Regions from separate parts of the Homo sapiens genome. Here region 2 is linked to region 1. Evidence: chromatin loops called from intact Hi-C (ENCODE). Cell type or tissue: CD4-positive, alpha-beta T cell. All regions are shown on one strand. Links, peaks and the distances in the headings refer to the core of each region. The heading gives the core; the rest is flanking DNA. Region 1 holds the start of LOC105371956 (a long non-coding RNA gene). Region 2 overlaps LOC105371956 (a long non-coding RNA gene).

What was found. Hi-C counts contacts between places; a loop is a spot of excess contacts. Peaks named below come from ENCODE experiments on the same cell type or tissue, not always from the same donor. Only the 100,000 strongest peaks of a DNase experiment are listed, where the experiment ranks them.
Region 2: it touches region 1 in a loop (4-fold over the local background); 3 of 110 quality-filtered maps call a loop at or near these places.

What each region holds. Positions count from the first base shown.
Region 1 is chr18:2,118,497-2,134,230 of GRCh38, forward strand. It overlaps LOC105371956 (a long non-coding RNA gene), which reads right to left and starts at 7,881. Exons shown (of 3, transcript XR_935087.3): 1 at 7,704-7,881. In CD4-positive, alpha-beta T cell, for the core only: no CTCF peak of the experiment used is centred there; no DNase peak of the experiment used is centred there.
Region 2 is chr18:2,056,043-2,071,776 of GRCh38, forward strand. The region is part of intron 2 of LOC105371956 (a long non-coding RNA gene); the gene reads right to left. Among named protein-coding and RNA genes, the nearest start is that of METTL4, 510 kb to the right of the region's middle. In CD4-positive, alpha-beta T cell, for the core only: no CTCF peak of the experiment used is centred there; no DNase peak of the experiment used is centred there.

The DNA.
Region 1 (15,734 bases), core at 3,191-11,190:
GAAAAACTCAATATAGTAACTATATCATCCTTCCCCAATTAATCTCTAAATATCACCAAAATCCAATCAAAATTCCAAAAGCATTGTTTAAATAACTTTACAAGATGATAATGAAATATATGTGGAAGAATAAACTGTCCAGCACAGGCAAGACAATTATTAAAAAGGAAAATAAGATAGACCGATCTGCTCTAGCAAATACCAGCATGTTGTAAGGCTGTAGTGATTGTGATAGTGTTGTAATAGAACAACAACAACCAAATAGACAAATTAAAGATAAGGGTTCAGAACCAAACCATCTCTCACATTTGAAAAGTTGTCATAAATTGAAGACAACATTACAAATCAGTGTGGTCACAATGGACTATTTAATAAGAAGTGGTGCCAGGATGATGGTTAGCTACACAGGAATAAATTAACTTAGCTTTCTACATCACACAGCATGCAAAAACAATTGTTTTAGAAGAAAGTAGTAAATGTATTTATGACCTCAGGTAAGCAAAATATATCTTCAATAAGAAACAAAAAAACCTTGTAAAGAAAATTTTAATAAATTTTGCTACATTAAAAGTTAAAACATCTATTCATTAAAGGAACTCTTAAAATACAGAGACAATCTACATACCAGAAGAAAATATTTGCCATGCATAAAACTGACAAAGAATTAGTATCTCAACTATATCATAAATGCTTAAAAAACCAGTAGGAAAAGGAAAAATGACCTAACAGAATAATAGGCAAAGAAACAGGCAATTCACATCAAAGTGGAGCCTAAAAGCTAATTAACAGGGAAAAGTACATAAAAACCCATACGAGATGTCCTTTCATATTTAGCCACTTAGCCAATATTTAAAAGTCTAATTTCAAGAGTTGACAAGAATGTAGGGAAATAGTAATTCATGTATTCTGCTATTGGGAGTATAAACTGGAAAATAATTTAGTAAAATCTAGTAGAGTTAAGATATGGATATTTTCAAACTAGTAATGCTACTTCTAGGTACATTTAGAGAAACTCAAATATGTGTAGAGAAGACTCATAAGAATATTAAATGCAACATTTTACAAGAGCAAAAAGTCTAAAATAACTTTGAAGTGTATCCTACTGGGAGAATGAATGGATAAATGGTTGTATTTTGATAAACGGATCAATGGGATTATATATGAGCATTTGAAAGTGAAGTAGCTCTACATACAGCATCATGAATAAATCTTAAAGGTAAAGGTTGACTAAACAAAGTAAATTGTAAAATGACATGTAGAACAACAATTGTTATGTATAAGCTTAAAATACACATAACAATATTATACAACACTTATGAAAGCTTACACATGTAACAAAAACATAAAACTCATAAACCTCAGAATAGTGATTACTTCCAGGAAGAAAGACAGAGAAATCAAACACTTTATCTCAAAAAAATAACTGAAAATATCTAAGCAAATGAGACAAAATCATGCAAGATCTCATATGAATACAAAGATATCTGTTATTTTATATCATTCTCTGTAGTTTTTGTATGTTTTATGTAATTATTTTAAAAGGAAAATTACTAAAAAGGAAAAACACTTGCTCATCGTAAAATTTCAAAGCATATGAAACAATGATTAAGAAGAAAATGATCAATCTTAATGTTTTATTATATTTCCTTACAATTTTTTTTTTTTTTTGAAACCTTGTTCTGTCATCCAGGTGGATTTCGGTGATGTGATCTTGGCTCACTGCAACGTCCACCGCCCAGGTTCAAGTGCTTCTCCTGCCTCAGCCTCCGGAGTAGCTAGGACTACATCACACCCGGCCCATTTTTTCATTTTTAGTAGAGATGGGGTTTCACCATGTTGCCCAGCTGATCTCAAACTCCTGATCTCAAGTGATCCACCCTCCCTAGCCTCCCAAGGTCCTTGGGATTACAGGCGTGAGCCACCGTGCCCTTACAGGCAGCTTCTATGCATATTTTATATTGTTAAGAATATACTTTATTATCACTTTTCTATTGTCTTTTGTTTACTTTACATCATAGCATAAGCATAAGCATTCCTCATGTTGTCCTAATGATGGCATGATAGCCCATTAAGTGGTCGCACCATCATTTATTCAGCCAGTCTATTTTGGGGCATTCAGCTTTTTCTAACTTTTCTTGATTGTGAAAATTGATGTAAGGAATGTCTTTGAACTGAGCTTTTCTGTATCTTTAATGATGCTTCTGAAACTCATTCTAAGTAGTCCAGCAATTACCAGCTGATGAAAAATAAATAGCTGGAAAATCTTTGGTCTCCATGGGAGAATCCAGGCAGTGGTGTGGTCCCTTTGGACACCACGTTCCTCTACAGAACTGACTGTACAAACCCCGGGAGGGAGTCCCCAAGGGGCTGTATCCCAGACCAGTGACCAGGGATGTGACTGTGCAATGCTAATGTAGAGATGCAGGAAATGCAAAAAAAATAAGATGTTAGCAAAAGCAGCATGTAGGCCAACAAAGACACCGGTAGTATTATTTAATATTATTTAAAAACCAAAAAATCCCAGCATGGGAATCATGTAATGCATGAAAATTCTAAATATCATTTCTATACAGTGACAAAAAAAATCAGTAGCTTTATCTAAATGATAATACATTACTTTTTTTAAAAAAAAATTATTTTCCCTTCTAATATATGTTTGTTGTATAAATGGGTGAAAATTTTATTGGTTTGCAATTACAGTTTTCTTAGTCAACCTCTTTTAACAAAAGTATGTCCTACCTTTCAAAACACAAAAATAAATAAATAAAAACATAGCTCCCTTTAACCTGATTCGACAGAAAAAAAAGATAAAATAATAAAACATATGTCTCTAATAAGAAGAGCAACATCTTTTGGACTTGTTTATGTGTTTCTATTACTATTAGTTCTTTTGTAATAGCAAAGAGATGCTGTCCTACTGCGTTAGAGCAAACTCTAGTGGTAAGTGGGTAAAAAAAGTCTTAGAGCTTTGCAGGAATGATGATTTTTACTTCCTCCAAGGAGTGACTTTGTAAAAGCCAGGAGAACCAAATGGAAAAGACTTCGAGAACCAGGGACATTGAAGTCTTAAGGGATTCCTCATTATCCCTGAGCCCACAAGCAAGCCTTGGCAGTCAAAGCCCCAAGAGACACCCTTAGGGAGCTGTTGGGAAGCCACCCACACCCTCCTCCCTACAGAGATCATTAGCTTTTCATCTCAAAGGCACTTTACAAACATTAGCCAATTAACAGAAGCAAGCAGTCATAAATACCAGTAAGCAAGCAGAGCAAGAGTACGATTATATAAAAGCCCTAGCTGAGATGTGTTTACACATTTGGAAGTAAAAATTTAATTTCAGCAAATGCAGTAGTCTCAAACAAAATTTACAGGTCATAGCTGTTAATGACATTAAGTTCCTCTATTATTAAAAAGAAAGTGCATGATAAATCCTGGATGGAACTTTTGGGAAATTCATTCTCTCCTCCCTCCAAAAAAAGAAAAAGAAAAAGAAAAAAGCATCGTTTACATGAGCCCCTGCTTTTTTAGCCAATAACCTGTGGAAATCCTTCTTTAAAGAGTATTCTTCTCAAGAACTCAGTCCCCCCAACTAAGATCCATGGAATCAAAGTGGTAGGAAATGAACAAACAGTTCATTTGGGTCCTATTATATATGATGCTGATTGCTATTGAGTTCATTCATTTTTGTGTTGTGATTTATTTCTGGCAACATAATTTACACTTCTTGGCACCGTGAGTAAAGACAATACAACCTATCTTGGTTTTTATGGGCAAAATCAGTTAATTTTTATGGGCAAAGTTAGTTAATCAGCTTGAGTAGAAAACAGACTTTGAAGGAAAAAATATGCATATTAAAATAAGTAATTCCTTTGCATCTATTTACCTAGATGAAATTTTGATATGTTCTGTTGCCACAGTAACCAGATATTCTGAGAGATACATCAGGTAAAGAACAAATACATGAGGCAAAAATTGGTGAGATACCTTACCTAGCTTGTTCCTTCTACATAATAAAGCTAAGCACTGGCCTAATAGGGTAAGTCCCTAGAATGGAACTTTAATTGATTATAGAGTAAGCATATTATCATTAAAATTATTTTAATATGCTAATTATGTTGTATATGGAAAAACAGGCATGGCTTCTCCGGTCTTCTCTGCACTGCTTTTCTCAAAACTCCCACAGAATAAGACAAATGGCATTTGATTACACAGTTCATCTAAAACAAAAGCAAAATTTATCTTTAGCATCCCCTTCAAGTTTTACACCTTTATTTGCCTACACAGAATAGATTTTCTTTTTAATGTATTACATTTCACACAACCAGTATTGAGAAAGACAGAGGTTAATTTGCAAATGTTCTATTGAGATCATTACAGAGATGATCTGGAAAAATCTTAAAACAGCAATAATCTGGTCTAACAAGTAGACATCTGGCCAAAAACTAAAAGACCCAGCCTAAGAGCTGTGTGGTAAAGGGAAAGACTACATACTTTGGAGTCAGACTAATTTGACTACAAACTCTGACTTCAGGTCTGAAAAAGATGTACTATTTCTTAGGCTCAATTTCTTCATCTGTAAAATAGGGGTATTACATACAGTCTTTAAGAATGAAATGATCTAATTCCGTGAAAGGGTCAAGTAAAGAACATGATACATAGAAGCCAGGAACTATAGATAGAGATACATAGTTAGAAGACAGATGGATGGATAGATGGTAGATTAGATGATAGGTAGGTAGACAAATAGATGATAGATAGATAGGTAGATAGATAGATAGATAGATAGATAGATAGATAGATAGATAGATGGATGGATAGACAGACAGACAGACAGATAGACAGACAGATAGATAGATGTGATATGATAGTCTCACTCCCCCATCCCCTTATCACCATCCCTTTCTTGTGACAACTTTAGACTATTGGATCTATCCATTGCTTTATCATCATCAACAATGTTGGGGAACGTATCTGAAATGGGTACCACAAATGGCAACCTTAGAGGATTTGAGGCATGGGAACACGGATAACAAAGGCAACCACAAGACCTACTACTTCACAGCACAACAGTGTGACTGCAGTCAATAAGAACTTAATTGTGCATTTTGAAGTAACTAAAAAAGTATAAATGGATTGTTTGTAACACAAAGGATAAATGCTTGAGGGGATGGATGCCCCGTTCTCCATGATGTGACTATTATGCATTGCATGCCTGTATCAAAACATTTCATGTACCCCATAAATATATACACCTACTATGTACGTACAGAAATTAAAAATTTTAAATTAAAAATAAAAAACAAAGCTAATCCTAGAAAACAGCACTTCCCTCGCACCAACCCTAAACTTTTCTCTCCCCTGTGATGACAAGAAGAACACTATCAATCTGCAGAAGCCCTGACGTAGAAATACTGCCCTCATCTCTGACTAGTAGATGAACATCAAGGGAATTTCTGTGGCACAAGAAATTCAACCTCCCTGGCTACTCTAGTAGGCCCCAAGTGCTGAGAAGTGGCAGAGAGTAGCAGTAGCAGTTAACAGCCTACAGCCACACAGCCTGGGTTCAAATCCTGACTCTGCCACCTATGAGCTTGCCTTAGACAAGTTGCCACTTACTCCCTGGTGATCTTATAGTTACATAACCTCTCTGTGCCTCAATAGCCTCACTTGTACAACGCGGTTTGTCATAGTAGTTATTTCATAGGACTGTTGTGACAACTCAAGACCAAGTGAGAAAATATATTGCAATAGTAAAGGTGCTTGGTATCATTATCCTTTCCTTCACACTCTGGAGCTCAAAAGTATAGATTAAGCCCTTATAGGCTTTCCCAGGGATGTTACATAAAATTTCATCAAAGTCAGAAACATCTCACCCCAACTTCAAGCAAGGACGGAACTCTAGGCCTCACAAATCCTGCCCAGTGTCGTACTCTTTTAAATCAATGGGAATAGCCATGGTGTTCAAAGGTGTACAGGAGAAGCAAAGGAACACATTGCTAGAAAAATACAAAAACCATCAGGATATTATATTCAGGCTTCGGTCAAAAAAAGAGGGGAGTCCTAGAAAGATAAAAGATGAAAAGATAAAAGATAAAAAGAAGGCAGAAAGACTCAATGATAAACTTCGGCATTTGACTTGAGTCCCTGGTTTCTGGACAAGTGGTGGGACCATCCTGTCTCACTCGCTCTGGCTACCTAATCTCTCTCAAGTTTCCGTCGGTCCCCCACCACCCTTGATTTGTTTAAGCCATCATCATTTATCCCTTCAATTACTACATCTTACTTGATCTTCTCCCATATCTGTTTCATCCAATCTACCTTCCACACAGCTACTAAACATCTTTTAAAGATATATTTCTGGTCGTGCTCCTCCTCTGTCTAGTAGCTATCAGTTGTACCTCATTAACCTCATAATAAGTCTAAACTTCTCAGCAAGAAATATCTTATTGCCTTCATCATTTACACTCTCCTAATTATCCAGCCTAATCTCTTACCCACCTTTGTCTTTTAATTGGAACTTTCATTGTCATTCTACCAAATGACATCTAGTCCATTGAATATACCATGCACTCTCTCACCTCTGTCCCATTATGCTAAAGTATTTGGAATTCTCTTCCTCCTGCAAGGTGGTATGGTGATGGATAAGGTAAATTTTATTTTGCCTTGAACATTGCATTTCCTTTTTTCCATGTAACTTCTTTATGTTATACAATGAAAGAACAGCTCATGAGAAAATGTTCACAACAGCAAAATGTTCATTGAATTACTCTGAAGTTTATTTAGACATGTTCTTATGTATCCTTGGGACTGTTTTCTAATCATCCCTGAAAATTATTTCCTAAAGGATGACACTCCTTTTGAATTAAATGAAGTATGTATATATAGCAGCTTATGGAATCTACTTTTTATGCTGTTGGGATGACAGTAATAGCTGTCTCCCACGCTGAAACAAAATGTTCTACAATTACAATACAGAAGAACTAGTAGAATAAACTTGAGAACTGAAACTGAGGACTCGCCATGTCTCTATGTGTTCAGTTATCTAGTGCTTTATCTTACCATTTAAAAAGTTGTTTTGTTTTGTTTTATTTTGTTTTGTTACTATAAGCACTCTGAAAAGAATAGTGTTAGTTGTGCGTTGATCTGTTTCCCTTATGATGAAAATTTAATAGAATGCAGTCTCTTTACTTGGTCCAAGGGGAGGGATTTAAGTTATTTTTCAAAACATAGAGGACTACCCAAAGCAGCCCTCACTGACTTCTCAAGCTCCCAAACAAATGGCAGGCCTACTGGAGGCAACTGGGGATATGACTAGAGCCAAGAGGCGTACTAACTCAAACTTTGGCAACCCAGCGCAGAGCATTGAACAATTATTCACGCACTCACTCACCAAGGGACCCTTCATTCTTAGCTCTTACCACCACTCAATTCTACACCCACTGTAATTCTGTGCATCCTCTCTATTCCTCCATCCAAGATGCTCTCCCCTTCTGATATTCAATTTAAAGTGTAATCAAAAATCTCCTCTACATCTTTGACTTCTTCTTCTTCACTATCTTGCCTTAATCAATACTTGGTTTAATCAAGTCTTAGCTGTCCCCTGAGTACCCTGCTTCCCCTAGACCCTCTGAAATGAAGGCTATCTTCTCTTCTATATCCCAACATATTCATGACCAAGAGAAGATTCGGTGTCTCCTTTACTCACCATTGCTTGTTCAAGACCATGACATACTCTCTCTGTTGCAAAATCCCTGTTCTTTTGAGCCAACCATTTGGTAATATCATTTCTTCTTTGTCTTCAAAGAAGTATTTTGAGCTCCTGGTCCTGCTCCTTCATTCACTGAAGACTTTAGCTCCTTCCATCATCCCAGACAACGTAGTGCCTACACAGATGACATTGTATGAAAAGCCCTTACCTCAATTCTTTGACCTTTTTATTTCCAATTATATTTTCTTTGTGTTTTTTAACTTTTATTTTAGTTTTGGGGGTACATGGGCAAGTTTGTTATAAAGATAAATTGCATGTCACAGGGTTTGGTTTACAGATAATTTCATCACTCTAGTAATAAGCACAGTATCTGATAGGTATTTTTTCTGATCCTCTCCCTCCTCCCACCTTCTACTCTCAGGTAGGCATCAGTGTCTGTTGCTGCTCTCCTAATATTCATGTGTTCTCACTGTTTAGCTCCCACTCTTAAGTAGGAATACACAGTATTTGGTTTTATGCTCCTGTGTTAGTTTGCTTAGGATAATGGCCTCCAGCTCCATCCATGTTGCTGTGAAGGAATGATCTAATTCTTTTTTAAGGCTGCATAGTATTCTGGGGTGTATACGTACCACATTTTCATTATCCAGTCTACTGTTGATGGGAATTCAGGTTGATTCCATGTCTTTGCTATTGTGAATAGTGAATACTGCTGCAATGAACATACACATGCATGTGTCTTTATGGTAAAATGATTTATATTCATTTCAGTATATAACTAGTAATAGGATCGCTGGATTGCATGGTAATCTTGCTTTAAGTTCTTTGAGGAATCACCACCCTGCTTTTCACAATGGTTGAACTAATTTACACTCCCACCAACATTCAATTATATTTTCTATAGCTCCACCTCCTACTTTCTTTAGCTTCTCCTCAGCAACCCACTGCTAAAATCACAACATGAAGACAGCACAACCAAACCCTTCAGAAATTTAAAATCTGACCCTAACCCCCTTTTTCCTGCCTCTTTTGCCCGAGTGCCTCTACTTCAGCAGCCTCAGCCACACGGAATCTTCACTGTCTCTCCCCAGGCCCTCCAGTCTTCATGTCTCTCTGCCCAGTTCAGATGGCCTGGAGCATTTCAGACTCTTTCACCTTCCTGTCCTTCCTCCTTCCTTTTAGCAGAGTATTCCCGCTTTTTTCAGGAGTCAACTTCTATAGCTTGTGTTATCTTCTTCCCTTTCTGGTCCCCCTTCTCAGTCTTCCTTTCCAATTTCTCTTCTCTTACTTGTCACCCAGTTGTTCTCCTGCCCTCTTCAATTTATTTTCCATATAAAATACAAAGTGATCATAGCTTACAGCTACCTCTTTCAAGGTCTTCCATTTCATTTAAAAAGAAATATGAAATCCTTAACATGGGCTTCTATAGCCCCAAATAACATGGCTCCTGCCTCCATCTAGACCCTCATCTTTCCTCCGTGCTCTCTAAACTCCAGCCACACTGACCTGCATGCTGGTTCTGAAACAAGTCCAACCTGTTCCCTCCTTGTGCTTTCTCCTGGGTTCTTCCCTCTGTCCACCTGTGGCAGAGTTTCCCCAAGCTTTGCCTAATCAATCCCATCCATCCATCAGGGTTTGGCTCCGATATCAAAATTATCTAGACGCCTTCCCTTAGTGTCCATCTAAATCTCATCTCTGTTATCCTTTCATGCCTCCAATGACCTTTTTGAAGAACAATGATCACCATGCTTAATTGTATATTTTATTGACATCGTAATTTGCTCAATACTTCTAAGCTCTATTAGGAAAAGATTCTCTAAGTTTTGTTTATCATTATATCCTCAGTGTCCAGAACACAGTAGATGCTCAATCATGCCAAGACAGAAGGAATAATAATGATGTTCATATACCTGTTCAGTGGGACTATAAGTACCCAAACTGTTTCCTTCCATTGTTTGGGAGACATGGGACATGGGAAGTGTGGTATCTTTATATTGCTTTAAAACCATTATTGATATTTCCTCCTCCATACACAACAGAAAAGTGCTCAAAATTGTTATCAAGCCATGGATGGTAGTGTATTAAATGTATACTTTGGAGCCAGCATATCTATTTTATATTCCAGTTTCCAAAAGCGCTAACTATGTGACCCTGTGCAAATCCCATAACCTCTCTGAGACCCAATTTTCTCATTTAAAAAATAGGAGCAATAGAACCAGCTTACAGAGTTGTTATGCAGAGAATGAGATATAATTCAGATAACAGCCCACTGTCTAGCATTTCACAGGTGCTCTACAGAGGTTAGTTTCTGTCTGATCCCTATTTCTACATCGTTAATGTTAATATTGTCATTTTGCATGTGCTGTGAGATTGTTTCATCAAGCTAATGAAATAGTCTCACACCCACTATTACAGAGAATCTAAATCATTTCAAAGTTTCTTTATCTTCCAGTTATTTTAGGGAGTTTGGAGGAAATGTCTCATATATATTCAGGAAGAGTAATTAATTCTCAATTACTCATATTCTCCTCTCCCTTTTGGATTTGGGTTTCTGTCTGATAGTGACAAGCAAGCCTTCCCCTGCTGCAGCCACCCCACTGGTTCTGCTTGATCATCAGCTTTTGCCCAAGGAAGATGTGCCATGCTAAGCTATACTGCAATGAGGTGATTCTCATGTGCCAAGACACAATGCCAGGCTGCTTCCTGGGGCCACTGCTGGTATTCTCTCCTACTAATGCCACGGGGGTCATTTTTGGTTCTAAAGCTGCTCTGTCTAGAAAGTGAGCAATTCTTCACATTCCTATGTTTGTGCTACTCTCTGTTAGCATCTATTAAAGATTTTGGAAATATAGCTCTTTTCTTTTATAACTCCTTTTTCTCTAGCATTCAATCAAAAACCCATACAGCCTTTTTTTTTTTTTTTTTTTTTTTTTTGAATTTCTGAGATGGAGTCTCACTGTGTTGCCTGGGCTAGAGTGCAGTAGTGCAATCTCGGCTCACTGCAATCTCTGTCTCCTTGGTTCAACTGATTCTTCTTTCTCACCCTCCCCAGTAGCTGGGATTACAGGCACACACAACCAGGCCCAGCTAATTTTTGTATTTTTCATAGAGACGGGAATTCGCCATGTTGGCCAGGCTGGTCTCAAACTCCTGACCTCAAGTGATCTGCCCGCCTCAGCCTCCCAAAGTGCTGTAAGATCCATATGGTCTTGTGTTAGTCGGCTAGGGCTGCCATAACCAAATCTCACAGACCGGGTGGCTTAAACAACACAAATTTATCTTGTCACAATTCTGAAAGCTAGAAAGTGCAAGATCAAGGTGTCAGCAGGTTTGGTTTCTGGTGAGGCCTCTCTCAGCTTGCAGACAGCACCTCCTGGCTGTATCCTCACATGGACTTGTGTGTGTGTGTGAGAACACACAGTGAGACAGCTCTGGTGTCTCTCCCTCTTCTTATGAAGACATCAGTCTCTTTGGACCCTCTTCTAACCTCACTTAATACCTCCTTAAATGCCCTATTTCCAAATTCGGTCACATTGAACGTCAGGCATCAACATATGAATGAAGAAAGGGGTGCACTATTTACTCCATAGCAGGCCTAGACTAGGAAAACCAGGTAAAAATGGACCAAGCAAGAAATTTCCCATCCCCTCAAAGGATCAATAAATTGTTCTTAGACCCAAATTCCACTCGCTTAAATTACTTTCCTTAGGCATGACATTTCCTCTTAAGATCCCTTATTCCTAATAGGATAAATTGACCTATCACCCTCTCCTACCCACCCTCGTATCTGCCTGAACATATCTGAATTGACTCCATCTCCTGCACCCCCACGCACACACGCTTTTTCTTTCAGTACCAAAGCAAAGATAAATACCCAACATGATAATGATCCAGGATCTCTTCAATTCCTGAATATTTCTCAGGGGTCGTAGAAAATGAGAGTTTTACAAAGAATCAATAATTCTTTGAATTATTAGATGTTCATTCTGTGCATTCTTTCAGTCATGTAGCCTAAAAAGATTAGAAACTCACTACCCAGTGACTTGATTTATTCCAGAAGAGCAATTTAGGTCACGGGAAAAATGAAACCTATCAACTGCCAATCCCTCAGATAACATAATAACTGTTATTTTTCTCTACTGGCCATTTGTTTCTTAAATTAGAAGTCTTCACAGCACAAAAGGGACAGAGGTAGCCTTACCTATGTGTAGATTTGTGTCTGAGCCCATTAACGGAAGAGGTTAGGTTCTTGTACTAATGAGGGAAATGCAGAACTTGCATCCCCAGAGAACAATTATAGTCACACACAAGAGATGCCCTGCTTCCCAGCTTACTACCTGATTTTCACATAAAGCTGTGCTACTTGTCTTAGAGAACACCGCACTAAAATGTCTAGATGGTAACTTATTCAGCAATCATTGACTGAGCTTCTTCTGTGTCCCAAGCTCTGTGCTATGAGGTAAGCATATTAATATAAATAAAATACCACCCCTGGGCCTGGCGTGGTGGCTCACGCCTGTAATCCCAGCACTTTGGGAGGCCGAGGAGGGCAGAACATCTGAGGTCAGGAGTTCGAGACCAGCCTGGCCAACATGGTGAAACCCCCTCTCTACTAAAAAAAAATACAAAAATTAGCCGGGCATGGTGGCGGGCGCCTGTATAATCCCAGCTACTCGGGAGGCTGAGGCAGGAGAATCGTTTGAACCTGGGAGGCGGAGGTTGCAGTGATCTGAGATCACGCCATTGCACTCCAGCCTGGGCAACAGAGCAAGACTCCATCTCAAAAAATAAATAAATGCCGGGCGCGGTGGCTCACGCCTGTAATCCCAGCACTTTGGGAGGCCGAGGCGGGTGGATCATGAGGTCAGGAGATCGAGACCATCCTGGCTAACAAGGTGAAACCCCGTCTCTACTAAAAATACAAAAAATTAGCCGGGCGCGGTGGCGGGCGCCTGTAGTCCCAGCTACTCGGGAGGCTGAGGCAGGAGAATGGCGTGAACCCGGGAAGCAGACCTTGCAGTGAGCCGAGATCGCGCCACTGCACTCCAGCCTGGGCGACAGAGCGAGACTCCGTCTCAAAAAAAAATAAATAAATAAATAAATAAATAAAAATTAAAAATAAAACAAAATAAAATACCACCTCTGTCCTCAGGAGTCTTGTAGTCTAGTGAGTAATCAGTGAATTTTATTAACATTACTGAGAAATAAACAATCTTACTAATGTGGTTGATTCTGAACACGATATACTGATATTTTTATAGTACTTTGCAACTTAGCAAACATTTTCATATAATTACCTTGTTTTATTCTCACAGTGGTCCCCACAAGAGATGTCATTAACCTTGATTTGGAGATCAAAAAACTCAGCATTAAAAAGTTTAAGTGAATTATCCAAGGTCACACAGCAAGTGAATAAATATAAGCCATCTTCAAAACCCAAGTCCTGTGTCATCAAAAAATGTATAAGCCCTTGCCAAATTATGCTCAGAATAGTCTTTAATGCTTCAATTGTTTCATCTCACTATTTTTTTCTTTATAATTTTATAAACAATTGTCTGCCAATGTCAAAGGTGCATTTTTGATAACAAAACTTCTGGTCGTATCGAAGAGGAAAAAGAGATAGAAACATAACGCTTATGCTTAAAAAAAAAATCAAGTTATCAGTTTGCCCAAACTAACCTGGTTCTCTGTAAAATAGTCTAAAAATTTCCAAAAATTGAAATTTCAGGTCCTGGATTATACAATAATGTTTTATAACCCAAAAATACAGTTTGAAAATGAAAGTATTTTTCCCTCTTTATTATGTCAATATACATAATTCAGCTCCAATAATTAATGTTTAGGTTTGCACTAAGAGGCTTGCACATGGAGAAATTTATAGTCTTTATTAAACCCATCTGCATCAAAATGTCTATTGCAAAGTTAGGTAAGAGTCCTATATTTGCATAGTGTTATATTTCTCACTTCGCACAGCAAAGCTTTGCATCCAGAGAGTTCATTGAGATTTAGTGAAAACTAGCCCAAGAGCACACAGTTTATCCACAGCAATTCTGTCAAATGCATTGAGCTGCCAAGACCTAATTGCGAAGGTTCTAGTGGCATGTTGGAATCACATGGGAAGCTTTAAAAATTCAGATGCCAGGTCCCACACTCAGAATTCTGATTCAATTGGTCTGGGGTGCAGTCAGTTATGCAACTGCCCAGTAGGTTCTTCCTGCTCACTGCCCAGATAGAGCTGATTTCTCAAAACAGGGGTATTGCAATAAAGAGTTTAATACACATAAAGCCAGCTAAATGGGAGAGAGATCAGAGTTTTATTATTACTCAAATCAGCCTCCTTGAAAATTCAGAGACTAGGGTTTTCAAGGGTAGTTTGACAGGCAGGAGGCAGGGGAAATGATGCTGCTGATTGGTTGGGGACGCAATTGTAGGGATGTGGAAAATAGTCCTCGTGCACTGAGTCCGCTTCTGGGTGGGAGTCACAGAAGAATCACTGGTCCAGGTGGAGTCATTCAGTAGTCGATAATGTGAAAGTCTGAAAAGACATCTTAAAAGGCCAATCTTAAGTTTTCTACTAATGGTTTTATTTACAGGAGTAATTGGGGAAGTTGTAAATCTTGAGACCCATGGAACAACAGCTGGTAATTGTTTAACCTACCACTTTGCAGAATTCAGACCCCTCTCATTTTAACCTGGTAACCTTTCATTAATTTTATAAAGCCGGTTTAGTTTGGGGAAGGGCAATTATCACTTAAACTATAAACTAAATTTTCCCCTAAGTTAGCTTGGCCCACATCCAGGAATGACCAAGGGCAGTGATATGATTTCGCTGTGTCCCCACTCAAATCTCATCTTGAATTGTAGCTCCCATAACTCCCATGTGTTGTGGGAGGGACCCAGTGGGAGATAATTGAATCATGGGGGCAGTTCCCCCCATACTGTCCTTGTGGTAGTGAACAAGTTTCATGAGAGCTGATGGTTTTACAAGGGGAAACCCCTTTCGCTTGGCTCTCGTTTTCTCTCTTGCCTGCCACCACGTAAGATGTGCCTTTTGCCTTCCGCCATGATTGTGAGGCCTCCCCAGTTACATGGAACTGTGAGTTCATCAAACCTCTTTTTCTTTATAAATTACAGTCTCAGGTATGTCTTTACCAGCAGCATGAAAATGGACTAATACAGGCAGTTTGGAGGTTAAAGATAAGATGGAGTTAGTTAGGTCAGATCTCTTTCACTGCCATAATTTTCTCGCTGTGATAATTTTTGCAAAGGCAGTTTTAGTTATTTGGGATTTCTGAAAGCCCTACATGGAATTGAAGGTATAGTCAAGCTCAAAAACCATTGCCTTGAGACAGTCAGAGATTAGTTCAAAGACAAGCACAAACCAGGAGCTTGTTAGAAATACAAATCCGGGATCCCATCCCAAACCTAATTAATTAGAACTAAAGTTTGAGAATACTGTCTTTAAGGGAAAATAAAAGATATTAAAGGTTATTTATAGATCCTATAGAGATCAAAGTATTTCTTTAAATAAACAATAGGTTTTAGTGAATCTCAAGCATTTGAGAAGAGTGAATCTTTTTGGTAAATGTTATACTTCTTGTTATTCCTTTGCAATAAGCAACACTCTGGAAAAAGAGGTCCCTTGCCTGGATCCCTTTCCATTTCAAGTGCAATAGGGAAGCAGACATTGGGTACTGGAGGATAAACCTTAGGAACCACAGGAAACAGAATAGGTCTTTACTGCCTGTCCACAGGGCAAGAGTGGTCACCACATACTGCTCACAGACATTAATAGAAGCTGTCTACCTGCTGTGGTGCTCATAATTTTACCCCGCTTACTTTTTTTCGGCCAAAAACTGGAAATGGCTTTTTCAAGCAAACAGGAATGGATAGCTTGGGCATAATGAGTAATCATCTTGCTATATTCACCTTAGATTGTGAGTATGAATCTTCTTGCATTGTTCCAGATAAATACTACAAAAGATTTTGATTATTTTTTCCACACTGGGTGGTGCCTTAGTTATGGTTTCT
Region 2 (15,734 bases), core at 4,413-12,412, 61 kb before region 1:
CTACCAGCTGTTTCCCTCTCACTGCCCCAACCCTGGCCAGGTCCTGATCTTTGCTTTGCTTGACCCTGCGCAAATTCTTTTCAGAGACTGAATTCTCAACATTGAAGATATAAAGGGACTTGTATCAGACAATTCCATCCTATGGTGATGTAAACCCAGAAAAATCAGAGACAGGTCTCAGTTAATTTAGAAAGTTTATTTTGCCAAGGTTGAGGATGCACCCGTGACACAGCCTCAGCAAGTCCTGACAACATGTGCCCAAGGTGGTCAGGGCACAGCTTGGTTTTATACGTTTAGGGAGATATGAGACATCAATCAATATATGTAAGAAGTACATTGGTTTGGTCTGGAAAGGCAGGACAACTTGAAGCAAAGGCAAGAAGACTCAAGGCGGGGAGGAAGCTTCCAGGTCACAGATAGGTGAGACACAAAGGGTTACATTCTTTTGAGTTTCTGATCAGCCTCTCCGAAGAAGGCAAATCAGATGTGTGTCTATCTCAATGAGCAGAGAAGTGACTGAATAGAATGGGAGGCAGATTTGCCCTGAGCAGTTTCCAGCTTGAGTTTTCCTTAGTGATTTTGGGGGCCCAAGATATTTTCCTTTCACAGTGAAAATCAAAATGAGTGACTGAGACAAAAGTCTCAGTCAATCAAGGTTTATTTAGCCAGATTTAGGGCATGTCCCAGAAAAAAAAAAAAAAAAAAACGTGAACCACAGAAGAGCCTGGGGCTTTTTCTCAAAGAGGTTTTTAGGAGGTTTAGTATTTCTACATTCCTTAAAGGTGGGAAAGGCACGTAAGAAGAGGGGCAGGTAGGCAGTCAGGCGAAAGGTTTCATACTTGTAAGACTTTAATTTCCTGCCCAGGAAATCTACATTTTACATAAGATAAGGTGAATGTTTGAAGAGAAAAGGGGAGCAGAGGAAGAGTCACTTACAAAGACATCTTTGGGTAGGTGGAGGAACTGATCTCCTCTTATTTTTGTTTTACAGCTGGGAAGATAAGCTTACAATTGACATTATCAGTGTGGGATGAACTTTAGTTTTAGACTTTAGTTTTAGGGGCTAGACTTGGATTTGTAGACCTAAAGCTAAAAGTGGCATGTCCTTGTTTATGGGAGGTCAACAAATAATTTACTTATGAATGAGCTGTGGAGGCAATCATTCATAGATGCCGGAGGCCTTTTACCTTTCCGTGGGGATCCCACTAATACATAATGCCAGCAACAGCTATTCATTTGGAAGAAGGTGTTGTCTGACTCAGCCTCCCAGCTTCCTTTTTGCATAAAGAGTCTGGGGGTCCTGAAATTTTTAGATTTTCCTTTACAGTGGAATAACTTCAGGTATCAGCTTGTCAGATGAATCTGAGGAAAACTCAAGGAATAAAGACAAAATGTGAGTAAAACTTATGGCTTTCCTCCTGGTTAAAACCCCAAGTATAATATGTGTACATAATATTTTATCACTTACTGAGTTGTTTTAATGAGCAAAGGAACCTTCTTTTGCAAGTCGTCACTCAGAAAGTGACATAAGACTCCAGTGTATTTGTTGCTTAATAAACTTATCTTCCAGTTCTCTCATTCTTTCCACCTCCTCTCAAGGTGCGAGCCAGAGTCTCCTCTTCAGGACACTGACTAGTATATTGCTTAAGTGTCCATCTCTCTGCTTGCCTCTGCTTTCCTCTGGCCAATAAATGGGTAACTATTATGGGACAAGAGTCGAGAATATTGGCTTAGAAAATTTTCTTCCACAGCAACTTCAGCCGTTACATCCTCAGAAGAAAGAATTCAACTGAGGGGCATAAAGCAGAGAAAGAGACTGAGGCAAGCTCCAGAGCAGGAATGGAAGTTTATTAAAAAGTCTTTAGAACAGGAAAGAAAGTAAAGAACTCTTGGAAGAGATCCAACTGGGCGCCTGAATGTCAAAAAGAGAAAAGAAGATCCTTTAACCTTGACCCTGGGACATTATAGGCTTGCCCCTTTCCTGTGATTCTTCTTTTCAGGTGGGCTTTCTGTATGCGTGGTGCCCTCCTTACCCTTGGGAATTGAGCACATGCAGTGTGTTTAGGGAGTTATAGGCATGCCCATCTGAGGCTTTCTTCCCTTTTCCAGTGGAGTGTGCCTCTGGAAGATCATTCTTCTCCATTTTTGTCTCTTTACACACATTCCCAGGAAGTTGCTTCTCCCTGGGGCCTGCATTCAATTAATATTGTGATGTTAACAGGTGTGGGCCATCTGGAAATGAACTCTCCCTGGCACTGCCAAATTATCATTTTTAGAGAGGCAAAGCGATAACTGCCAAACCGTCACCTGACATTTCTAATGGCTTGCACATGACTACCTGTAACAAGTCCATACAGCAAAGTGAAAGCAAGTTTACTAAGAAAGTGAAGGAATAAAGAATGGCTACTCCATAGACAGAGCAGGCAGTTCCCAAAAGGGGAGGGACATGCCCACCTTAGGTACAATGCTTGTTTATATCATGGGGAGATGTATTCTATTACAAGGGTTTGTGATAACAGATTAATTTTTCTAATTACTATATTTTGCAAGTTTTTTTTTTTTTTTTTTTAGATGGAGCATCACTCTGTCACCAGGCTGGAGTGCAGTGGCACAATCTCAGCTCACTGCAACCTCTGCCTCCCAGGTTCAAGCAATTCTCCTGCCTCAGCCTCCTGAGTAGCTGAGACTACAGGTGTGCACCACCATGCCCATCTAATTTTTGTATTTTCAGTAGAGATGGGGTTTCACCATGTTGGCCAGGATGGTCTCCATCTCTTGACCTTGTGATCCTCCCGCCTCTGCCTCCCAAAGTGCTGGGATTACAGGCATGTGCCACCACGCCTGGCTATATTTTTATCTTTAAAGCAAAATTAGGAATGCTTTTGTCCTCAAGATATTGGGATATCAGGATATTCCTGAGTCTGGGTCTGTTTAGTAAATGTTATCAATCTGTTCCCTTAACTGTAAATATCTAGAGGTTAGGAACATCTAACTTCTGGGAAATGCAGCCCAGCAATTCCCAGCCTCATTTTACCCAGCCCCTAGTCAAGATGGAGTTGCTCTGGTTCAAACACCTCTGACTCAAGGACCTCTGCCTTCATTGACGATTTTGTCTCTTCATTTTTGCTGTAACAATCCTACTCTGACACAATGGAAACCTAATATCTAACAGAAAGAATAATGAGGTGAAAAAAGAATTTGCACAAGAAAAAAGAAACAAGTAATTTATTATTTCAAATAATAATCCAGAAAACTCTACTATTTCCATTTTATAGGTGAGAACACTGAGCCCTAAAAAGGTTAAAAAACTTGCTTACATTACATAGTTCATTGACAGCAGATTTAGTACTCAAATTGATATCTAACTTCCTCAAATTCATGTTGTTAGTTACCACATGACCAGTATCGTCCCCATTGTTATGCACGAGAAACCTAAACCTGGAGGGATTAAGTGATTTATTCAAGATCACATCATTAACATACTGCAGAGCCAGAAAGAGAACCCAGATTTTCCACATCTTACCAGTTGTATTTCCATATCGCCCATCCATTTTCTGTCTTGAATTTCCCATTCATCCACAGAAAGTAGTAGTCTTGAAGTTGTGCCGTGGAATTAATGGAGTTAATATTCCCAGTTAGAGGAAAAATTTCATTATTTAACACTATTATAAAATAAAAATGGTATTTCCACAGTAATCATCCGTATTTACTTATGATTTTATCCTATCATTTTCAAAACAACTTTCAGGGCAACACATATTAATAATACAATAACAATGATGACTATATGATAATCTCAAATAATGCCACATGTAAAATTGAATATTAATGAATATTTCTATGACTTTGACAACAGAAAAAAACGACGTTTTTGGCGTACAAAATGCCCTAATCATTGCTCTGATATTATGAAAAAGCTAGCATACCTCCCAACGTGCCTTCTAGTTTTTTAGAAATGATTCTCTCCACAGCTGGGTCTGACCTCCAGAGCTGCTGGAGAAGATCTATTGTAGATTCTTTGTCTGAAAATAATTAAGCTCAGGAGAGTAAACAAGGAAAAGAGATATTTTTCTTGGTAGATACAAACATTAACATTTGACCCATGGTAACAAAGTAATAGTGACAGCTTAACTATTGAAAGAGAATCTTTTATATTTGCAGTTTATAAATATTTGCTGCTTACTTCCCTCCCCTATTCAATATTCTCTGTTTTATGTTTTGTAAACAACCCAGAAATCTCCACAGCAACAGTCATAGTATCAAAACCACATTATAGCTTTGAGTTTGGAAATGTGTAGGGTGAAATCTCAAATTTTCTTGGCTGTAGTGTAATACGAAAAGGAAAGATTTTTCCAGGGACTTTGTATGGTCAATATTACATAAGCATAGTCACAGCTCAAAACCATGTATTAAATCTTGTTCTAATAAGCCACTATTAACAGTACATTTAAAGAATATTTTAACTTATAATTTTTATGAAAATAAAACTTAAATCAGCCAAATGTGCAATCCCACAAACTAGATTGAACAACTTGTTCTGGGGCTGTCATTTCATTTTTACTGTCTACATCTCACTCTTACAATCTTATAATGTCCTCTTTGAGTGTACTTTTGTCTAATTACATAAAAATCTATAACACTACCAAATTATTTTCAAGAATATCAGTAAATAAGTTACTGTTTTGTCTCTATCATCTCATAGGACATCGGAGTGGTACCTACGACAAATGGTCATAGAGGAACGCCTCTCCCAAAGAGCTCCGGAAGAAAAGAGCCCAGTGGTAAACAACCCATATACTCTGCAAAAATAAGTAAACAAAACGTTTGATAATGCATTGAAATCATCTTTTTAAATGATTTCCTGAGAGAGCAAGAAGTCAAAGAATGCACAGAAGCTGAAAACAAGAGAAAAAGAAGACACTTGGAAGATAATAAAGGCCTAAAGCCAACTTTTCCCTAGGAAGCATCTGCTCAATCATGATAATCTCCAGTTTCTGTTTTCATGGAAGTGCAGAACATAGGAAATAGGTAATAAAATCAAGGACTACCCAAAATGAAAGATTTCACAGATCTCTTCATAAAATTGATGAAAATCCTGGAGGGTGAAATCAACCAAACAGAAGGATCAGCAAGTAAGCTAAATTCTCTAAGGTTCCCTGACTAGTAAACACAATTTGGCTTTTATAATCTATATTTTCAACCTGCATTCCTTCTACATATATGGTCAACAAAGATTTTTAAGTGATATCAAATTGGAAATACAATCAGGTGACTGATAGAAGCCAACAGAATTCCTCTCCAGAGAACGCAGTCATATCCAGGCCTCAAAGAATTATCACAGCTGAAGTTCCAAGAAACATGAGTTCATGATAGAAAATCATGAAATATGTGAGCATATAGGGTGAAATTAATGAGAGTCAGCCAAAACAAGATACCAGCAATAACTATAAATATTGAAATTAAATTAATTAGGAGAATATAAAATTAGCACTTTCTATGTTTCAATCAATAAGATATTTACTGAAATTATGAGCAAGGGACAACAGACTATATAAATTAAATAATAAAATTGGAAATAAGTGAAATTTTTTTTAGAAATGAAAAATAAAATAATTGAAATGTAAACAGATTAACAGATTACAGGTTAACAGATTAACAGGTTAACACATTAAAGAGAAAACTAGGTACAGCTGAAGAAAAATTTAATGAACTAGAAGATAGATGCAAATATAGTATGCTGAAATTAACCCTAAATGCAAATATATTGAAAATATGAAAGCAGTTAGAAGGAGTGAAAAGATCTAACCATACGTTTGATCAGAGAAACAAAAAGATATGGTACAAAATAATTAAACTAAGGCAATAATCAAAGGGATAGAAACAAATAATTTTTGAACTATAGAAAGACAGAAAAACCTCAGATCACAGAAACCTACTGATTGTCTTACAGAAAAAATGTGTATATTATCTATATCTGTACAATTAGTCACCAGATATTTTTGGTGAATTTTAGAGCACTAAAGCCAAGTGTGATATTTAAAGAAGTCTGTGATAAGAAGAATTATTTTAAACTGATAGCTACAATAGAAAGCAGAAAAAGTAAAAGACTTTTTAATCTTCCTTAAAAAATGTTAATCTAAAATACTATACTAACAAAGCTGTCTTTCAAGAATAGTAATGAAATTTTGTTTTCAGCAAAAAAAAAATCTAAATGGAATGTTTACTATAAATTCTCATTAGAGATCTAAACATCTGCTTCATTCAAAAAGAAAATTATCATAGAAGTTCTGAGATGCAAAAAGAGAATAATGGGTAGTAATTTTGGTAAATCTATGAATCATTATTTTTAAAATAATTATAATGTTTAAAGAATGGTATTAAAAACACAGATTAAGGGAAAACATTAGATAGAAATAGAATACAATTAAGTTGGAGAGTTGTGATGAGTTAAAGCATTTTAACATACCAGTTAAAAAGGGTAAAGTAGAAGGTAAAGATATTGATCAACTTTACACATTATTTAGTTACATATGCATATAAAACTATCTAAAGTTATTTAAAATAAATATATAAAAAAGAAGGTGGTGCAAGATGGCAGAATAGGATTTTTCAGTAATTGTCCTGCAGAAACATCAATTTGAACAACTATTCACACACAAAAAAATCTTCACAAGAGCTAAGGAAACCAGATGAGAGATTACAGTACCTGACTATAGCACAATAATAAGAAAAGATGCATTGAAGAGGGTAGGAAGACAGTTCCACATTACCCATATCACCTCTTCTCCAATCCCAGGCAACACTGTGTGGAAAAAGATACCATCTTATTGGAGGAAAGAAAGGAAAGTGAAGGAATTTGCTTTGGACCCCAATAGTGGGTCTGCCACCATAAAACAAGGCATTGAGCAGAACTCCATGGCCTCTGACTTCAGGCTGGTATTCATGGACTCAACCTCCAGACACGACCTGGTAGCAGACAGAAACCTGTATCCCCTGTGAGGTGGATCTGAACTCCAGTTCACATCATTGCCAGTCAATCACAGTGACCTTGAGCTCCAGACAACATTCAGTTATAACAGGTCTTAGCAGCAGTGGACTTCAGGTACAAGCCAACATTGCAACAGATTCAGAAGCCAGAAGATTTAGGCACACACCAGCTCTGCACCAGCCTCAGCAGCCATGGGATTCCAGCTTGATGCCATACCATTCACAGTGGCCCTGAGTTTAGGGAGCATCAGATGGTCTGCTTAGAATCTCTGGACAGGCTCACTGTTGAAAGCCATTCCCAGACAAAGCCAGTCTGTGAAGAATGAAATATGTACCTATTTCTTCAAATGTGCAGACATTAATGCACGGCCACAAAGATCAAGAATAATCATAGAAACATGACATCATCAAATGAACAAAATACAGTGCCAGTGCCTTACCCTAAAGAAATGGAGATGTACGAACTGTCTTATGAAAATTCAAAATAACTATTTTTTATCAAACATCAAGGAAATAGAAACAATTCAACAAAATGATGAAGACAATAAATGACCAAAATAAGAAAATTAACAGAGAGATTATTATAATTTCAGAAAAATCTAACAGAAATCCTGAAACTAAAAAATACAGTGAATGAAATTAAAAGTAAAATAGCATCAACAGCAGAATTATCAAGCAGAAGAAAGAATGAGTGAACTCAGGGATGGGTCATTTGAAAATATGCAATCAGAAGAGAGAAAAAAATGAAAGGAACAAAGAAACTTTTGTTGCTCAAGATTTATGGGACAACATCACAAGAGTAAACGTCATAGGAGTTGAAAAAGGAGAAGGAAAAAGGAGTAGAAAGTTTAAGAAAATAATATCAGAAAACTTTCCAAACCTGGAGAAAGATATAAATATTCAGGTACAAGAAGGGCAAAGATCTTCAATAATAATGAATTCAAATAAGACATAATATAATCCAAGACATGGTTTTTGTGATCTACATTGTTGTTATCAGCATAAAATAATATAACTATAAGATGTTTTTTGTAAAACTCATGGTAACCAGAAAGCAAAAACCTATAGTGAATGCACAAAAAAAAGAAAGCAAGGAATCAAAACATACCACTAAAGAAAATTAGTCACAGAAGACAATAAAAGACTAAGAAAGAAACACAGATCTACAAAACAACTAGAAAACAATAAAGAAAATGGCAGTAGTAAGTTCTTACCTATCAATAATTACCTTGAATGTAAATAAATTAAATTATGCAATCAAAAGACATAGAGTGGCTGAACAGGAAAAAAAGAAAAAACAGTTATATGCTGTCTACAAAAGACTCACTTCACCTGCAAAGACACAGACTGAAAGTAAAGATATAGAAGAAGATATTCCATGCAAATGGAAATCAAAAGAGAGCAGAAGTAGCTACACTTATATTAGAAAAAAATAGACTTTAAGTCAATGGTTGTCACAAGAGACAGGAAGGAATTAAATAATGATAAAAGAATCAATCCATCAAGAAGATATAACAATTATATATACACCCAACATCAGAGCACAGGCAGCTGTAGCAAAAATGAACAAGTGAGATTATATCAAGCTAAAAAGCATCTGCACACCAAATGAAACAATCAACAGAGTGAAGATTCAACATAAAACATGGGGGAAAATATGTGCAAACTATATATCTGATAGATCAATATCTAAAATATACAAGGAACTCAATAGCAAGAAAAGAATATTCTGGATTAAAAATGGGCAAAAGATTTGAATAGACAGTTCTCAAAACAAGACATAAAATTGGCCAACAAGTATATGAGAACATGCTCAACATCATTAATCATCAAGGAAATGCAAATTAAAACCACAATGAGATAATCACCTCACACCTGTTAGATTGGCTACTATCAAAAAGGTGAAAGATAACAAATGTTGGTGAGAATGTGAAGAAAGGGGAACATGTTTACATTGTTTGTGGATATGTAAATTAGTATGTATCCTGTTTCAAAAACAGTATACAATTTGCATAAAAAATTAAAAATAGAACTAACATATGACCCAGCAATTCCACTACTATGTATATAATCCAAAAGAAATGAAATCAGTATGTAAAAGAGATACCTGCACTCCTATGTTTATTGCAGCATTATTCACAATAGCCAAGATATATAATCAACCTAAGTGTCCTTTAATAGATGAATGGATAAAGAAAATGTGTGTGATATAGATACGCAATGAAATACTATTCAGTCATAAAAAAGAAGGAAATTATGCCATTTGTGACAGCATGGATGAACCAGGAGAGCACTATATTAAGTAAAATGAGCCAGGCATAAAAAGACGAATACTGCATAATCTCACTTATATGTGAGATTTAAAAAAAAAAAAAAAAAGTTTATTTGGTAGAAGTAGAGGGTAGAATGGTGATCACCACAGGTACAGGGTTGGGGGAGGGGAAAAGAGATATTGTTCAAAGAATACAAAATTTTAGCGAGATAGGAGGAATAAGATCAATCAAAAGATCTATTTTACAACGTGGTGACTATAGTTAAGAGGAATATATTGTATTCTTATAAAATGCTAAGAGAGTGAATGTTAAAGGTTCTCACCACAAAAATGATAACTATGTGAGGCAATGCAAAGTTTAATTAGCTAAATTTAACCATTCTGCAATGTATATATACTTCAAAAATATGTTTTACATGATACATACATACAATTTTATCTGTAAAAGTAAAATAAATAAATAAGTAAAAAAGTTTGAATTGACAAATGAATAGTGTAATTTTCAAAATATTAATTATAATGGAGAGCCAATGAGAAAAATATGCAAACAAAACAAACAAAAACCCAAAGCAATAAAACAATCCAAATGAAAGTTTAACAAAAAGGGTAAAACACAAAATTTCTCAAAAGTAAGAACTGGTAAAAATTAAGATATAGAAATAAATCCAAGTATACCAATAATTATAAAAAGGGATAAACTTTCCTGTTAAAAACAAAACTGTCTCACCAAGTTCTTTAAAACTCCAGTTTAAGTCATTTATAAGTGACTCTGTGAAATACATACAGACACAGAAAGTTTATATGAAAGGATAAAAAATATGTACAAGGCAAATACAAACCAAAAGAAAACTGGTGTTGCTTTATAAATATTGTATAAAATAGATTTTGAGACAAAGCATTACTAGATTTAAGAAAAATAACAGCTTTTTTACAAAAGATTAAATTCACTAAGAAGATAAAATAATTCAAAATCTTGATGTATTTAAGAACAAAACCTCAAATTATATCATCAAAAAATTGACAGCTCTGCAAGAGGAAGATAAATTCCAACAAGATTTGAACACTGTAGTTAACAAGCTTGCTCTAAGGAACATATAGAACATTATATCCAACAGTTAAGAGACTACAGTTTTTTTCCCTAGGTACACATCAAATATTTACAAAAATTTACCAAATGCCAGGCCATAAAGCAAGTCTCAGCAAATTAATAATAGGCATCCTACCGACTACGCTCCTTGATCAAAATATAATTTAGTCAATTAAAAAAAAAGAAACATTTTTTACACGTCAATTTTCTAAACAATATTCTGCTCAGCTCTTCCACTATCCTTTTGATCATATCTGCAAACATGGGTGGGTGCCCATTTTGTGATACACAATGTGCCTGGCCCTGGGAAAGCATCAATCAATAAGACAAAGCCCTTGCCTTGATAAGTTTCACAATCTAGTGGGACAGACAGTAACATAAATAGAGCAATTAATGACAAAGATGTCCCTGCTTATGCCAAAGTGATTGGTCTGGATGTATTAATGATGAAAAATGAGGAAAGACATGTCATAGATGCTATGAATACACACACATAGAAACAAATTTGCAATACCTCCAGAATCCCAGACTTTAACACAAAAAGAGTCATTAAAATATTGCCTAACTTATCTTACTCTAAATCATACTTTGTAACAGATTGAGATTTTAATTTTTTACTAAATTCAATATTTTTAGAAATCCAGTGTTTAAAAGAAATAACACAGGAGGTATACACATCCTCTAACTTACTCAATTAACCCGCCTGTGAACTGTTATGAGCATGACTTTCTTTGCATTTCAATGAGAAAAAGTGGATGATATCTGGCTAAGGCAAGGTGTATGGAATGGTTGGTTTACTTTTCTATGCACCTACTAGTAGTCCCTGCTCAGATTTTTTTCTCCATCTCAGCTGTTTACACCTAGCACTTAATTACCTGTAGACTCCCCTGCTTTCTCCTGGGACCATGCGCAGTATACCAATAGCCTATATCCCAAATCAAAAAATATTTAAAATAATTATTTCACTGTTCAATGTCTGAAACTAAAGATGCCAAGCACTTTCAGAGCACCATAGAGTGGCATCTCTGCTTCCCAAATTCTTTTTTTTTTTCTTTTTGAGATAGAGTCTTGCTCTGTCACCCAGGCTGGAGTACAAAGGCACAATCTTGGCTCACTGCAACCACCCCTCCCAGGTTCAAGCAATTATCCTGCCTCAGCCTCTCGAGTAGCTGGGATTGTAGATGCCTGCCACCACGCCCAGCTAATTTTTGTATTTTTAGTAGAGATGAGGTTTACACCGTGTTGGTCAGGCTGGTCTCGCACTCCTGACCTCAGGTGATCCATCTACCTTGGCCTCCCAAAGTGCTGAGATTACAGGTGTGAGCCACTGCGCCTGGCCCCCAGTTCCCTTTTAATAGAGTAAGCCTATTGGCCCATCTTCGTCTCAGGTCTCATGGGTAACCAGAAGAAGTTCTATCCCACCACATCGCTGAGGAAGAGTGGTGGTAACTAGAAGCACCTGAAAAGGAACACCTACCTGCAACCCAGTCAGCTGAAAATAGCTTTTCTTTTTTCTTTATGTCAAATAGCAAGATCATTGTTCTCCTCAGTTTAAAGTCAATATTCGCTCCCTCCACCCCCATTTTGCTTCTTGCTAATTTTTCTCTCTATGTGTTGAATAAATCTTCAGTCTCAGCATGCCAGGGTTATGAACTCTGTGGGAACTTTAGTAGAAGCCTCTTCTGACAATATGGGCAGGGTACTATTATGCAGAACCATACTTTGTTTTGTGCTCTTCCTGGACTATGGAAATTGGACACCAAATATGGCCCAGGCTGTCTTAACTGAGTCACCAAGATTGTGCTTCCTGAAGCTCTTCTGCCTACCACCTCCAAATGGCACTTCAGCCAGATCCATCTCAAGGAGACAGAATAGCCCCAAGTACATCTTAATTGCCATATATAAAAAGTAAGAGAAGGTAGAAATGGGCTTCTTTAAGGTCCTCTATCTGGTGAATAGCCAGTACAAGAACTGGAATATTTAGCCATCTCTCCATCATTCTATACCTGAAGCACTCGAGGATGAAGGAGGCAGAAGGGATAGAAGATACAACAGAACAGCCATAATGAAATGAAAAAACTATAGCCTAGTGGTTAAGAGCTTGGCCCCAAAAGCCACACTACCTGAGTTCAGAACCCTGGGCTATGCCACTCAAAAGCCCTGTGACCTTTGACAAGTTAGTTATTCTTTCTGGGCCTTGTCTCCTCACCTGTCAAATGGAGAGAACCTTACCCCTTAGGGTTGTTGTGAAACTCTACTGCTTGTGGAGATGGTAAAAGCTCAGTAAATATCATTTTCTAGATTTTCTAAAGATCTATTATTTTCAAGAATACTATTATTCTTCTTTCTGAAATAAATGATAATTTTTTCCCCAAAAAGTTCTGTGTTCCACATGATAGAAGCAGATGAAATAGTGAAAGTTCTGTTAACCAACTATTTAACCACAAACAACTCCTTTGCATTTTCCAGGGAACAGATGGACCTTTCAAGACCAACTTGAAGGCTATAAATAGACTCACTATTTTGTCATGACACAAGTCTTAGACAAAACTGGGTTTTAATGCTCCTTCTTTAAGAATTGTTATTCATATTATCCATGGAGTTATTTCTGTACTAAAATAATGAATTGCTATCTCAACTTGAAGCCAAAGCATAGTTCAAAAATAAATTTAGGATGAGCATCCTTTTAGTTCTGCACAGTCCAATACAGTATCCAATAGGCTATTTAAGTGTGGCTATTTAAATTTAAATGAACTAAAAATTAAATAAAATTTAAAACTCAGCCCCTTAGTCACACTAACCATGTATCACGTGCTCAAGAGCCACATGTGGCTACTGGATCCTTCCTGTTGGATAGCATTGTAGATTATAAACTGGAGTGTCTGGTACCACTTCTCAGCTAATCTAACCTGATTAGTAAAACCATTAAAAAGTCACTGGTGAAATCAATCTTCAATTTAGAGTCTAGTGTGATAATTAAGAAATCTTACTTTACAATTATCTATATTCATTATTCCCAAGCAAATTTTATAGGCTATCACATCTGTATTTTTCAGTTCTAACATCAGGAAATTACACAGTACCATATGTTTTCAAGACAGTTGCTAATTTGAAACACACATATGAGATATCCCAAGCCACCATTTCTTTCCATAATCATATATAAACTATGCAAATGATTACTGGTCCAGACTCCCCAAGCAAAGTCTACAGAGCAAAATGACACTTCAGTGTCATTGAGGAAATTTGTACTGTAAGGGTAGCAAATATAAACTAATAAAATTATAAAAGTGATTCTTTAGATTTTTCAGAATAAATTTTCTGATATCTAAATTTACTACTTTATATATGCTTTCCTTGACTTCAGCTCATTATATCTGAGTTACCTGCTCTTTCAACACCTTAGTTTCATTACGAAATCGTCATGAACCACTGATCCAGCTTCTCCTAACTGTGAATCAAGCAGCTGCACATCACACACATCTCCCCAGCCCTGGCCCTCCGAGGCCCTGGCCCTCTCTACAGCTGGCCAGGTTAGCAGGTTAGCTTTCAGAGCCTTCAAGAAATCCAATTTATTCCCAGGAACTGCTCTCACACTATTTAAATCCCCTAATCTCATTGTGACCTTCTTGGAGGTAACAAGGTGGTCACATGAATAACAATGAGTCCTAGGTGGGCACTACAAAAGAATACAAAGAAATAAAAATGTCCCTGGTAAAAAAGAATCAGGAGTGGAGTGGATTGGAGGACAGTGGACATTTCCAGGATTTGAGTGATTTCCAAGTGTTAGCACAGAGACTAACAAACTAACTGTCAACTCATGGAGGTAATGATGATGGTGATAATAGTGATAATGATGACAACGACGATGATAATGATGGTGATAATGGAGATGATGTGTTTTCCCAAGCCTATCTCCAAAGTATGGGAGAAATAAAATTCGAACCCCTATTTGTGACTCCTAGTCTGATGCTCTAATTCATGCTGCCTACACTCATTCAATGGTAAACACACCTTGCTACTAGTTTACTTTGTGTATTCATAGACATGAATCTCCTCAAAGACCCCAGAACTAAACTTCAGTGAACAGAATGTACACTGGATAAAGTCACCCCATGTAATAATTTCTCCTGGCTATAGGTCTGTTATGTGCTAATTTGTCAACAGCTTGTTTTCAAGATGTGGTTATGAAGAACGTGACTCTTTATTCTGGACGAAGTGGAAGCCCCAGAAGCCACCTGGCTCATCAGGGGTGGACGCCTTGTTTTTCTATTAGAAGTTCTCATTTTCCTGTTTTACTTTGTCTTGAATGACGTTGTGCTGTGTCCATATGTTGTCTCCTCTGCCCTCTTGGGTCATTCTGTTCCAGCTCACCAGATCGCAGCTGTTTAATGTCTCCTGCAGGCCTCCATTCTTGGCACATGCCCAAACTAGTGCCACAGCAACCCTATTCCAGGTAGGAAACTGGCTACTTTCCAGGGCGTCATTGTTGTTACAGTGTCCTTAAATGTCTGACCTTTCCACCTCTGTAGATTTGTTTCCATTTAAAAAGCCTGGAGGATTTACAATAGCACTTCCTGTAGTACCAATGTGATAAAAGCAAGGACACCTGGGGAAAACTATCTTTTTTTTTTTTTTTCACTTTTACATTCATTTCAGATTTAAGGTCGTCAACCTCATGTATCCACTAAAATGGAACTTGTGCCTCCATTCAAATATATGAGGAAATTTATACTTCTCTTGAATTTTGAGATATTCTCTTTCAAAAGCTTCATCACATAAAAATCTATCCATTTTGCTATCACCTATTCATATTCAGGAATCTGGATTTACAATGTCACACGCAATATTATAAAAGTATTCTACAAACTGATCATATGCCATCTGCTTATGAATAATAATTAGCAGCCCCCTCTCCCACCCCAGGAACACCTGTCTCATTTTACCGCCAGCCTATTTAGAGCCAAGCGTCATTGTTACCTGGATCTTGATCCTCTTTTTCCTGATTAATGTACTTATTTAGACCTACTATTTAAAGTTTATAGACAAGCTCTGAGCACTACTGGATAGAGAGCCCAGAAGGAAAGTCAAGATGCCAATGCTAATTTTAGATGATTTTACTGGTCAGTCGACCCAATGTCAAATTGCTAGATTTTCACACTGCCACTCCTATGGCAACCCAATTAGCAAAAAGCTCCTAGCTTGCAAGAAGAGTTTTCATGAGTATCCTTAGAAAACATACTTCTTATTCAAGGAAGTATGAGTAAAGAAAAAAATAGAAAGTTTTTTGTTTGTTTGTTTTGGGGTTTTTTTGTTGTTTAATAGAGGGTTTTATGTTTGTTTCTTTGTTTGTTTATTTGCCCATGTATCTTTCTATTCTTGAAGCCC